2 separate regions of the Homo sapiens genome follow, and region 1 is linked to region 2. Evidence: chromatin contacts called from ENCODE Hi-C data. All regions are on one chromosome and are shown on one strand. The core of a region is the stretch at or near the end of the contact, and the rest is flanking DNA. Distances in the headings are between cores, read along the strand shown. Region 1 overlaps LINC02664 (long intergenic non-protein coding RNA 2664). Region 2 overlaps LOC105376481 (a long non-coding RNA gene).

Region 1 (6,308 bases), core at 2,124-4,623, 47 kb before region 2:
TTAAAAGTACAAACCCATCATCACATATTAATAGGAAAAGGAAGGGTGTTTCCCCTCACTTTCCCTATGTAGGTTGTCTTATCCAAAGTGGTTCTAATGTGTGGAGTGATTTCCAGATGGGAAAGATGGTGATGATGATGATAAGATGATGAAGAGTGCAAAGAGTGCATACTCACTGAGCATGTGCCAAGTTACAAAGATAAGCAAGTTGTAAGCACTTTTTCAAAGCCTTTCAACAATCTTATGATTTAAGTAACATCATCATCCCCATTCACAGATACAAAAGCTAAGGCCTGGTTAATTACCAAGCCCAAGGTCCCAAAGCCAAAAGGTGGCCAACCTCACCAGGGCACTTCTCACCCCACCCTTTGCTGTGTCCCATTCATGGCATAAAGGGCCTCGGGCATCTAACTTGCTCCACACAGGCAGCCACCTCTTCTCAGGCTGTGATAAGTGAAGTCCTCAGCCAATGGAGCAGTGAGAGTTAACTTAGGAAGTCCAATGAGGCGCTGAGGACTGTCCTGATCCCTTTCACATATTAGCTCATTTAGCCCTCAACAGCTCAATGAACCATGAGCGATTATCATTTCTCCCCATCATATAGGCAGACAGCCTCGGGCTCAGCCTCAGCCTCGGGTTCAGCCTCGTTACCTGCAGGGTCTGTGTAACCTACCCCAGTGTACCAGCCACAAGGGTGGGCTGGAGCCGAGATCTGGTGATCCAGCTACCACACTCACTCCTTCTGCTGCAGACTTGGCAGGTAACAGTTCTCCTTTCACTCTCAGGCTCAAAAGGTGAATGAAGGTAAAGCCAGTTTAACAGATACCTGTTTGGGTCCAAGTGTAGTGGCTCATGCCTATAATACCAGCACTTTGGAAGGCCAAGGTGGGAGGATCGCTTGAGATCAGGGGTCCAAGATCAGTCTGGGCAACATAGCAAGACTCTGCATCTAAAAGAAAAATTTTTAAATTAGCCAAATGTGATGGTGTGCACCTGTAGGCCTAGCTACTTGAGAGGCTGAGGTAGGAGGATAGATTGAGCCCAGGGATTTGAGGCTGCAGTGAGCTATGATTGTGGCACTGCACTCCAGCCTGGGCAACAGAGCAAGACCCTGTCTCCAAAAAGAGAAAAAAAAATACATAGCAGTTTAGAAACAAGACACTATTTGGATTGATTTTTTTTTTTTTTTTTTTTGGTTATTTTTTGAGGCCCTGGTTCTTTCTGGCAGGGACTTGAAAGAGAATCTACTTGATCCAGCCCCAGAAGCCACTGGGAAGCTGCTTATGGAACTGGGCAAGAGGGCAGTATAGACACCTGCTTCGCTGATAGTGCTGCTGGCAGCCCCGCCTGCTATTCCTAGCGCCTTTTGTGCTATACTGCAGGACCAAACAGAGACTCCAGCTTTGGTAATGTCATCCTATTGAGACCGGGAGTTGCCTGATGCCAGTACAAAATGTTTCCTGAACCTGCAGTTGGTGGAGACTTTCAGAAATGACCAAAGCACATCCTTCTCCAGCATGTCACTTTACATACGACACAATTTTTTTTAATTTTATTTTTCCATAAGTTATTGGGGGTACAAGTAGTATTTAGTTACATGAGTAAGTTCTTTAGTGGAGATTTGTGAGAACCTAGTGCACCCATCACCTGAGCAGTATACACTGCACCATATTTGTTATCTTTTATCTCTCGCCCCACTCCCACTCTTCTCCCAAGTCCCCAAAGTCCATTGTATCATTCTTACGCTTTTGCGTCCTCGTAGCTTAGCTTTTGTGTCCTCATGGCTTAGCTCCCACATATCATAAGATGCATAACAAGCATACGATGCTTGGTTTTCCATTCCTGAGTTACTTCACTTAGGATAATAGTCTCTAATCTCATCCAGGTCATTGCAAATGCTGTTAATCCATTCCTTTTTATAGCTGAGTAGTATTCCATCATATATATATATCAGAGTTTCTTTATCCACTCATTGACTGATGGGCATTTGGGTTGGTTCCACGATTTTGCTATTGTGAATTGTGCTGCTATAAACACGCGTGTGCAAGTATCTTTTTCAAATAATGACTTCTTTCATACGACTCAATTTTAAAGGCTGCATTTACAGTTGACATTTTCTTCAGTCATAATTCAAATTTTTCCTCTTCAGCTGTGAGCAAAGGGAAGCATTTGGGCACCACTGCCAACCTATAAGGTCCGAGGAACTCAACTCAAACACTGAGTCATGCATTTCATGGGGAGCATGGGGTGTTTCTCTACATAGACTACACAGAATCCAGGAGTGCCATCTCTCAGAGCCAGACCTGCTTCCCAGGACTCCTTCCTACCTCCCTCGGGAATCGCTCAGAGCGATTTCCTTTTCATATACTTTGGACGTTTTGTCCTGCCCCCAAATCACATGTTGAAATGTGACCTCCAGTTTTGGAGATGAGGCCTAGTGGGAGGTGTTTGGGTTATGGGGGCGGATCCCTCATGAATGGCTTGGTGCCCTCCCCATGGTAATGAGTTAGTTCACGCAGGAGCTAGTTGATTAAAAGCACATAGCATCTCTCTTGCTCCTTCTCTTACCAGGTGATGTACCTGCTCCCCCTTCACCTTCTGCCATAATTGGAAGCTTCCTGAGGCCCTCACCAGAAGCAGATGCCGGCACCATGCTTCTTGTACAGTCTGCAGAACTGTGAGCCAAATAAACCTCTTTTTAAAAATAAACTACCCAGTCTCAAGTATTCCTTTATAGCAATGCAGAAAAGACTAACACACCTTTCTTGGGAGAAGAGGACAGAAACATGAATGCCTTTCATGGACCATGAACCATGTGAGATGCTTTCCAAGTCATTGTCTTACTGTTCATAGAATTGTCTCACTAAATCCTCAGAAGTCTTTTAACCTGGGAGTTAATTATTCCCATTCTACAGACTCAGAAAAGTTAAGCAACTTATCCAAGGTCAAGCAGCTAAGAAGTGGAACCAGGCCCTTTTGGATAACATTTTCATCACACTTGTGGCCTTCTTAAATCTCTATCCCCCAAAATAATTTTGGCATACACACCTGCTCTCTGCCATTTGCCAAACACAAGGTAGGTGCTTAATTATGGCTTTGTTAGTGAATGAATAAATGAATGAATTATATATTTTTTAGTTAACACTCACTTTGCCATAAACTTCTCTGAATTCCCATATCAGGCCATTCAGCTACTCTCCAGTTGTTAGCAACTCTCCCAGATAGTTATCTAGACTGTACAATTCCTTTTGTGCAGGGTTCCAACAAACTTAGACTTTAAGTTTTCCTTTTCCACCCCCGCCTCTCAGTTGAATCTTTTGGGTTAATGCGCTTGGCTCCCACTGATCAAGTCAAAGCTGACAGGATTGCAGACCTGGCGAACCTCCAAATCTCCAGTTCCAGAAATAGATTATGAAATAAGCAAGGGTGTAAGACAGTTATAATCCTGATGCTATTAATACCCAATGAATGGAATTCTTAACACCCGCCATTGTTGGTCAACTATCATGCAGCATCATTCCTGCACTTTAGAATTACAGAAACATTGAAAATAACTTATCCACCATTTAAGATCCCTTGAATTGCTCATAAACACATTGTCTAAGCCCTGGCAAACCTCAGTTTCCCACTATTACGTGTGCTGTATCTACTCTTTCATTCTGAGGGATGGATATAAGTAGTGCAGTGTTTGCTCTGTTCAAGATTCCATAGTTCTGCACCACAAAGTGTTCTCTAAGTCCAGCGTTTCCAAAAACATATGTTTCTACAGAAATTTTTCCTTTACCTCAAAATAAGAGAAAGGGAAAAAATTCTTTCTGCTCATGGCCCAGATTAACCATGAATTGCTAACATTTCCTTGTGAGAGGATGGGAACATGGAATAGTTAAAACTGAAAATAGCTACAATAACCCAGCTATAAATGTATCCTACACTCTTGGGTTTTTGAGGCTTAAAGAAGTTAAAAATGAAAGAGAAAAATTTAACTGGATTAATTTTTCTAGGAGTATGTATTTCCGCACATCCATTAGTAAATATAAGAATGGTATTAGGGTATCCCAATCATTATACAATGTTTATTGGACAGACGTGATTTTCAAATGGTGTTTTAGAATTGAGCTTCTCGCTTTCACCATGGAGAACACAGTGCTTCTTTACCCTGGTAAGCTTCTCCTGAAAAAAGGCAATGTTTTTCACATATATCCAAGAAAACTTTCACTGACAACATCAATAATTAACTTCTATTCCTTATTTTTATCCCCTGAGAAGGGTACATTTAAGGGAAGATTGTCAAAAGACAAAAAGGAAATCTAGGTAGTGGTGACATCACAGGACTCTAGGACTTCCCTAGAGAAGATGCCTCTTGAGGTTTGAAACACATTAGGTAGACTAACTCCCAAGATCAAACTTATCAATATTTGATAAGTGCTGAAGCTGACACACACAAAGCTAGGAGAAGCTCATCTTGCCTTCCTGGCTGCAAAACAATGACAGCAAAGATCTACAGTCAAGCTATGATCCATTTGAGTGTGTGTTCAACTTTACTTAAATTCATTCATTCATTTATTTTTTCTTTTATTGATTCAACAAACTTATTAAATGCTACACAGGGCACTTTCCTAGGTGCTGGAGGTATAGCCAGGAACAAAAAAACTCCCTGCCTCAATGGCATTTATATTTTAGTTGGTGAGGGAAATAATTATGCATGCATATGTAGACAGACACACATATAAATACACACATGCATATATATACTGTATGTATCCATACATACATTTAATATACGTATATAATATATTACATAATTATTATATATTACATCAATATATTATATACAGCCACGGCTCACTTAATGATGAAGATATGTTCTGAGAAATGCATCATTAGGCCATTTTGTCATTGTGCGAACATCACAGAGTGCACACAAACCTAGATGGTCTAGCTTACTACACATCTAGGCTGTGTGGTGTAGCCCATAGCTTCCAGGCTGCATACCTGTACAGCATGTAGCTGTCCTAAACGCCATTAGGCAACTGGAACACAATGGTAAATATTTGTGTATCTAGGCATATGTAAACATAGACAAGGTACAGGAAAATAATGATATAAGAATCTTATGGAACTAATGTCCTATATGTGCCCGTCCTTGACCAGAATGTCATTATGGGGCATAGGACTGTACTAGTATATAATGTATTATATGTAACTGAATAATATTACATATATAAAACTCAGATAATGATACATGCCATGGAAAAAATATAAGGTAAAGCGAAGAAGCAGGGGTGGGGCAGAGCAGGAGGTGCTTTTTCTTTGTGTTGGAGGGTGTCAGGAACACCACCTTGATCAGAAATCTGGAAGGAGAAGGGAACAAGCCACACCAGCCTCTGGGGAAGACTGTTCTAGGCAGAGGGCACAGTCAGTGGACAGAGGCTCTGAGGGAGAAAGGTGCTTGGTGAGTTTGAGAAGCCGCCAGGAGGTCCGAGGCTAGAGCAGAGTGAGCCCAGGGCGTGTCTGCAGATGAGGGCAGGGGCCTCAGGCCATTTTTTACAGCACTTGAAGGCCCCTGAGAGAAGTCTGGCTTTTACCTGAGTGAGCTGAGAGGTGATTAGAGTGTGATTAGCTGAGGAGCAACTTAATCTGACTCACTAAAACCAAAATGAAACAGAAATCTTCCACTGCCCAGTAGAAAATAGACTGCACGTTCCCAAAGGCAGGAGATGGGAACCCAGTTAGAGACATTTTGCAAAAATCCAGACCAAAGATGGTATCTGGTGCTACCAATAGGTCAGGTAAGATGAGGGCTGGAAACTGATGACTGGATTTAGCCTTGGGGGACCCTTGGTGACTTGGACAACAGCAGTTTCAGGGGAGAGGAGAGGACAAAAACCCTACTGGAGTGAGTTCAAGAGAAAATGGGAGGAGGAGAGGGGTGCAGACATCTCTCAGGGGGCAGAGGAGTAGGGCAGGGACAGAGGGGGATGTGGGGCCCAGAGATGGTTCTTCTAAGACAGGAGAAATAGCAGGATGTCTGTATGCCAATGAGAGTGATCCAGTGGAGAGTGAGAAAAGTGTTTTCATGGGACCAAAGGAGACAGAAGCAGGAGATGTGACTGGTGAGTCTTCCCTGCAACGGGGGGGCGGAACTTCCATAGATGCCCTCACCAGTGGTTCACAGCTATGGGAGGGAAGACGTGTAGGTGGGTGAGCGGGTGTGTAGGGTCGTGGGGATTTAAGGAAGTCTTCTTCTGATCATCTGTTTTCTCAATGGAATAAGAAATAAGGTTACATACACACAAAATCAGCAGAGA
Region 2 (6,253 bases), core at 2,899-5,398:
GAAAAATCATCAAAGCTGAACTGAGTTTTCGAAAAAAATAAACAAAATTTGCAAACCCTTAACTAGACAAAATCAGAAGTGAAAGAGAAAACATTACAGTGGATGCCTGAGAAATAAAAAGGATCATGAGGGACTTTTATGAGCAATTGCACACCAATAAATTGGATAGCCTAGCAGAAATGGATGTGCTGCAATAAATATGTAACCTATTAAGACTTAATCAAGAGGAAATAGAAAGCCTGAAGAGACCAATAAGATATAAGAAAATTAAATCAGTAAACAACAACCTTCTAACAAAGAAAAGCTCAGGACCTGATGGCTTTACTGATTAATTCTATCAAACAGTCAAAGAATAATTAATAGCAATCCTTCTCAAACTCTTCTGAAAACTAGAAGAGAAAATACTTTCAAATTCATTTTGTGAACCCAGCATTACCCTGACATCAAAATCATACAAAGACACCACAAGGAAGAAAAATAAAAACTAAAGGCAAATATCTCTGATAAATAAAAAGCAAGAACCCTCAATACCAGCAAACTAAATTACTAGCAAACAAAGTCCAGCAGCACATAAAAAAGATTACACACCATGACTAAGTGGGATTTATCCCTGGGATACAAGATTGGTTCAACATATACAAATCAATCAACATGATACACTGTATTAACAGAATGAAAGATAAAAATCACATGATCATCCTAATAGATGCACACAAATCACTTAACAAATTTCAATATCCATTCTTGCTAAAAACTCTCAAAAAATAGGTATAGAATGAACTTACCTCAACAGATTAAAGGCCATTTATGAAAAACCCACAGCAAATGTCATAATCATTGAAGAAAATCTGAAAGCATTTCCTGTAAGGTCTGGTACATGAATGTCCACACTATGACTTCTATTCAACATAGTACTAAAAGTTCTCGCCAGAGTGATTAGACAAGAAAAAGAAATAAAAGGCATCCAAATAAAAAAGAAAGAAGTAAAATTATCTCTGTTTGCAAATGATATGATTATATATGTACAGAACCCTAAAGACTCTATAAAAAACTGTTAGAACTAATAAATTCAGTAAAGTTGCAGGATACAAAATCAACATGCAGAAATCAGTAGTGTTTCTTTACACCGGCAACAAATTATCCAAAAAGGAAATCAATAAAAAATCTCATTTATAATAGCATAAAAAATAATAAAGTATTTAGAAGTATATTTAAACAAGGAGGTGAAAGATCTATTACATAGAAAACTATAAGATATTGATGAAAGGAATTGAAGAAGACACAAATGGAAAGATATTCTGTGTTTGTGGACTGGAAGAATTAATATTGTTAAAATGTCCATACAACCCAGAGTTATCCAGAGATTCAACACAATGCCCATCAAAATTCTAGTGGTAATTTTCACAGAAATGGAAAATATAATCATAAAATTTGTATGGAACAACAAGCGATCCTGAATAGCCAAAGCAGTCTCGAGAAAAAAAAGAATGAAGCTGGAGGCATCACACTTCTCAATCCCAAAGTATATTACAAAGTTATAGAAAATAAAATCAGTATATTGAAGAGATAGCTACACTCCCATGTTCATTGCAGCATTATTCACACTAACCAAGATGTGGAAACAATCTGTGTCTGTCAACAGGTAAATGGATAAAGAAATTGCTAGATAGAGAGATAGATAGATAGATAGATAGATAGATAGATAGATAGATAGAATAGATGGATAGATAGATAATACATAGATGCATGTGTGTGTGATACACACACACACACACACACACTGGAATATTATTCAGCTTTAAAAAAGAAGGAAATTCTAAATCCTGTCATTTGCGAAAACATGGATCTCTACAGCTTCTAGGGGCTGAGAGCTGGGAGAAATGGAGACGTTAGTCAAAAGGTATAAACTTTCATTTATTTGAGATGAAGTAGCTTCTAGAAATCTAATGTACATCATGGTGACTATAGCTAATAATGCTGCATTGTATACTCGAAATTTGCTAAGACAGTGAATCTTAAGTGTTCTCATTACAAAAATAAGGTAATTATGTGAGGTAATGGATATGTTAATTAGCCTGACTATAGTAATCATTTCCCAATACATATGCATATCAAAACATCAAATTATATCTCAATAAAAGCAGTTATTTAATTTTTTAAAACCATGAATTTTGGGGGACACATTCAGTGTATTGCAGTTACTTTTTATGGCAAAATACCCCATCCTTTGTGCATTCCTTGGTCCTGCCTCCATCTCTTTCTTAAGGAGTCTCTTATAAAGTAGCTGTGTATTTCCTTAATCTCTTATGCACAAGAACAAAACAAAACAAGAAACACAAAATAAAATTCTTAAAACCTTCCTAGGGGAGCATAGGTTGTATTCATTCTCCCACCTTGTTTCTCCCCAGTAGGGGAATGTTGATTATCTATTCTGGAAGCCACTGGAAGAAAAGACTCCTAGTTTCCGAGTCAAGAAAATCTCCAAATATCTATTAAGTAACTATATTCAGGTGACCCTGGGGAGATTTAAAGATGGATAAGACATAACTTCTGCCTTTAAGGAGCTTAGAGACTGGGGTGAGAGGAGAAGCAATAGGATACTGATTAATATTTGTAGTAAAAGCCAGAACACTCAACATGCCATAGCGAAGTAAAAAGTGAGGGGAGGTCACATTGAAACAGAAGTTAGGAAAGTCTCCATGCAGAGGGTCCCCCTGAAATGGGCCTGGAGGGTTGCATTTCCCTAAGCAGAGAGTGTATTAATGAAAGCCAAGGCACGACAGCATGAAAGCCCAGGCTATAAAGAAATAAAACCACTTTGGGGGGCCGAGGCGGGTGGATCACGAGGTCAGGAGATCGAGACCATCCTGGCTAACGTGTTGCAACCCCATCTCTACTAAAAATACAAAAAATTAGTTGGGCATGGTGGCACGTGCCTGTAGTCCCAATACTACCGTTTGGGTGTACTTATTTCCCAGCTACTCGGGAAATAAGTAGCTGGAGAATCGCTTGAACCCGGGAGGTGGAGGTTGCAGTGAGCTGAGATCGCGCCACTGCACTCCAGCCTGGCGACAGAGCGAGACTCTATCTCGAAAAAAAAAAAAAAAAAAAAAGGAAAGAAAGAAAACCAGAAAGGAAAACTGGAGCACAGTTTAGAGCAGAGGCCAGCAAATGTTTTCTGTAAAAGGCCAAATAGTATTTTAGGCTTTGAAAGCCATGTGGTCTCTGTCACAATGACTCAACTCAGCTATCATAGCACAAATGCAGCCATAAGCCATACGTAAACAAATGGATGTGGCTATGTTCCAATAAAACTTTATTTATAAAAACAGGCAGTGGGCCAGAACGCACAAATAAAGAAACTATAGACCATGAGAAACCACTGAAGATTTGTGAGCAGGAGGATGATATTATAACATTGCCAATGCTATATATTTGGAAAACTAATCTGACTACCGGGAAATGCTATAATAGAATTGGAGGAAGTGGAGTTCCGTGTGGAAATAACAGCTGGGAGGCTGTTACAATGGTTGGATAAGAGGCCTGAATTACAGTATCGAGGGCAGAAATGAGAAGGCCAAATGTGTAGGATATGGTAACTTGTTGGACGCAGAGACAAATGGAGGGAGCAGAATTAAAGATCACTGCCAATTTGGAGCCTGGGGGATGAGGAAAAATTTGTGAGCAATGTAATAAGGGAGATCTGGGGGGCTGGATGTGCCACCGGATTCTCTTTGTCCTCTGGATGCTCAGCAAATAAAGTCAAGGAAGCCAGCCAGACAGAGTGGTTGGGCCGCTCATGTCAGGTCTCTGAGTCTCTTTTGTGCAGAGGCGTCACCGCACATGTCCGGAGGCCATGTGGGACATGGGGCCGACGTGGGGCTCCAGTGCAGCCCCCACGGCTTCCCAGCAGACAGCACCTGACACTCTCTAAGTCTGGCCAAGCCTGGGCTCCGAGCAAGCGAGGACGAGGATCACTGAGCCGCTAGACATCTAGGAGGCCAGCCAAAGCAGAACAAAACCAGCCCCGCCAGAAGGAGGCTGAGGCTGTGCCAAGTGACCATGGAAGCTGCGTGTGTGGGCCAAATTGCTTTCTAATTACATTGCTCTCCAGACAAGACAAAATTGTGCCTCTTGAAAAGCATGTATGTGCTGTCAGAGTGGATCTAGAGAGGTCAGGCTACGTGGACATCCAGAGCAAGGAGTCATGTTTCAGAATTCATTAACATCTCCTCTGCTAGGAAGGAAGAACTTGGAGAGGAGGCAGGGAGGAGACTGTGACTCAGTGGGACATTAGGGACACCTTCTAAAGAATCGAACACATTTAAATAGAGTAGGTGATTCTGCAAGAAAATGTGCCATTTCATCATGAATAGCTCATCATTTCTCTCTGAAACGTAATGTAATACCCTCCTGGAAAAAATAACATAAAGATTGTTTTTTTGCCTGTGTCCTATAGCAAACATTCTCCCTGCTGCTCTGCATGCTGAGACAATTTAGTCGAAAAGGAGTTGCCTTAGAATTTGCCACATTTATGTTTGACAAAGAGGCAGTTTACTCACTAGTTGCACATTTGCTTTCTGAGATGCAAACGTTCAGGTTTGGCAGATATTGAAAACACTATTTTGATATTTTATGCACTTTCTTGGGACTCTATTTCAGAGGCAGAGCAATAAGGGAAATATTCCTGACTTAGAATTATAAATATAATGCTACCATTTGGGCATATTTATTTCCCAGGCAATCAATCAGGAAATGTTAGGAAATATATTCAGAGTGTTTCAAACATGATTCCAGTTAAATGAGTAATCTTTCCCTTTTCTTTCCATATGTTAGATAATTTTTTAAAAGATGAAATAGTAAAAGAATTAGTAAAATTTAGAATCTTGAACTCAGATTATAAATATAAATACGACAGTCAATTTTTAAAGAAGAAATGGCTTTAATTATGCTGAAATAAATGATGGTAGTAAAACCAAATACTGCTCATTATATTTATATGCACAATATTTAAAATACAACTGGCGATTCTAGGACTTTCTGGCAACTCTTTTGATTTTGTCAAGATAAAGGCTGAACTAGCTGGTATCTAGTCTCTTCAACCAGGTCCCAGGTGGTCCAGACCAAGAAGAGTCATGCACTGTATAACAACATTGCAGTTAATAACAGACACATGAAGGATATTGATCCCATAAAATTATAATACCATTTTTTTTTTGAGACAAGAGTTTCAGTCTTGTTGCCCAGGCTGGAGTACAGTGGCGTGATCCCGGCTCACTGCAACCCTCACCTCCCGGGTTCAAACGATTCTCCTGCCTCAGCCTCCCTAGTAGCTGGGATTACAGGTGCCCACCACCACACCTGGCTAATTTTTTGTATTTTTAGTAGAGATGGGGTTTCGTCATGTTGGTCAGGCTGGTTTTGAACTCCTGGCCTCAAGCAATCCACCTGTCTTGGTTTCCCAAAGTGCTGAGATTACAGGCGTGAGCCACTACACCTGGCCTATAATACCATAGTTTTACTGTATCTTTTTTTTTTTTTTTTGAGACAGGGTCTCACTCTATTGCCCAGGCTGGAGCACAGAGGCAAGATCATGACTCACTGCAGCCTCAGACTCCTGGGCTCAAGGGATCCTCCCACTTTAGCCTCCTCAGTAACTGGGATTACAGGCACAGGCCATTACTCCCAGCTAATTTTTGTATTTTTTGTAGAGACTGCATTTCTCCATGTTGTTCAGGCTGATCTCAAATTCCTGGGCTCAACTGATCTGCCTGCCTCAGCCTCCCAAAGTGCTGGGACTACAGGTGTGAGCCATCACACCTAGTCCTACTGTACCTTTTCTATGTTTAGTTATGCAAATGCTTAGCATTGCATTCCAATTGCCTGCAGTATCCAGGACAGTGATACACTGTATAAGTTTTGTTACCCATACAACGGGTCAGTGCCATCACATGGCAGGTGGCAGTCCAGTGACCACAACCAATGGGGACTTAAGCAATGGGGACTTAAAGGGATTTTATTAGTGGCAACAAATGAGGAGGACATGGGGGATAGTTCTCAAAGGAGTGCCTCCTCCAATCAAAGGTGAAAACAGGCCTTTTGTTGGCCTGGTGAGCTGAGTCACTGTATGTCGAGATGGAGCAAGATATTAATAGCACATGTGCTGTCATTGATCATGCTTCTACATATGTCACATGTATAGAAAATGGCAAATAAGTTACTCTCTGGTCAGGGATTTTAGTACGGTTATGAG

What was found. Hi-C counts contacts between places; a loop is a spot of excess contacts on that map. Pooled maps may share reads with other maps.
Region 1: a map of sciatic nerve shows a loop between it and region 2 (30-fold over the local background). The contact joins two enhancer-like sites. A Hi-C loop is called at or near these places in 2 of 168 maps with a recorded cell type or tissue (heart left ventricle and sciatic nerve) and 2 of 50 pooled maps.

Annotation. Positions count from the first base shown.
Region 1 is chr10:31,201,383-31,207,690 of GRCh38, reverse strand. The region is part of intron 1 of LINC02664 (long intergenic non-protein coding RNA 2664); the gene reads right to left. Among named protein-coding and RNA genes, the nearest start is that of LINC02664, 17 kb to the right of the region's middle. Within about 2 kb of position 3,373, at least 3 of the 41 ENCODE cell types and tissues checked have a DNase peak (open chromatin) inside an H3K27ac peak, as active enhancers do.
Region 2 is chr10:31,155,471-31,161,723 of GRCh38, reverse strand. LOC105376481 (a long non-coding RNA gene) reads right to left here. Exons shown (of 3, transcript XR_001747410.3): 3 at 5,795-6,253. Among named protein-coding and RNA genes, the nearest start is that of LINC02664, 29 kb to the left of the region's middle. Within about 2 kb of position 4,148, at least 16 of the 41 ENCODE cell types and tissues checked have a DNase peak (open chromatin) inside an H3K27ac peak, as active enhancers do.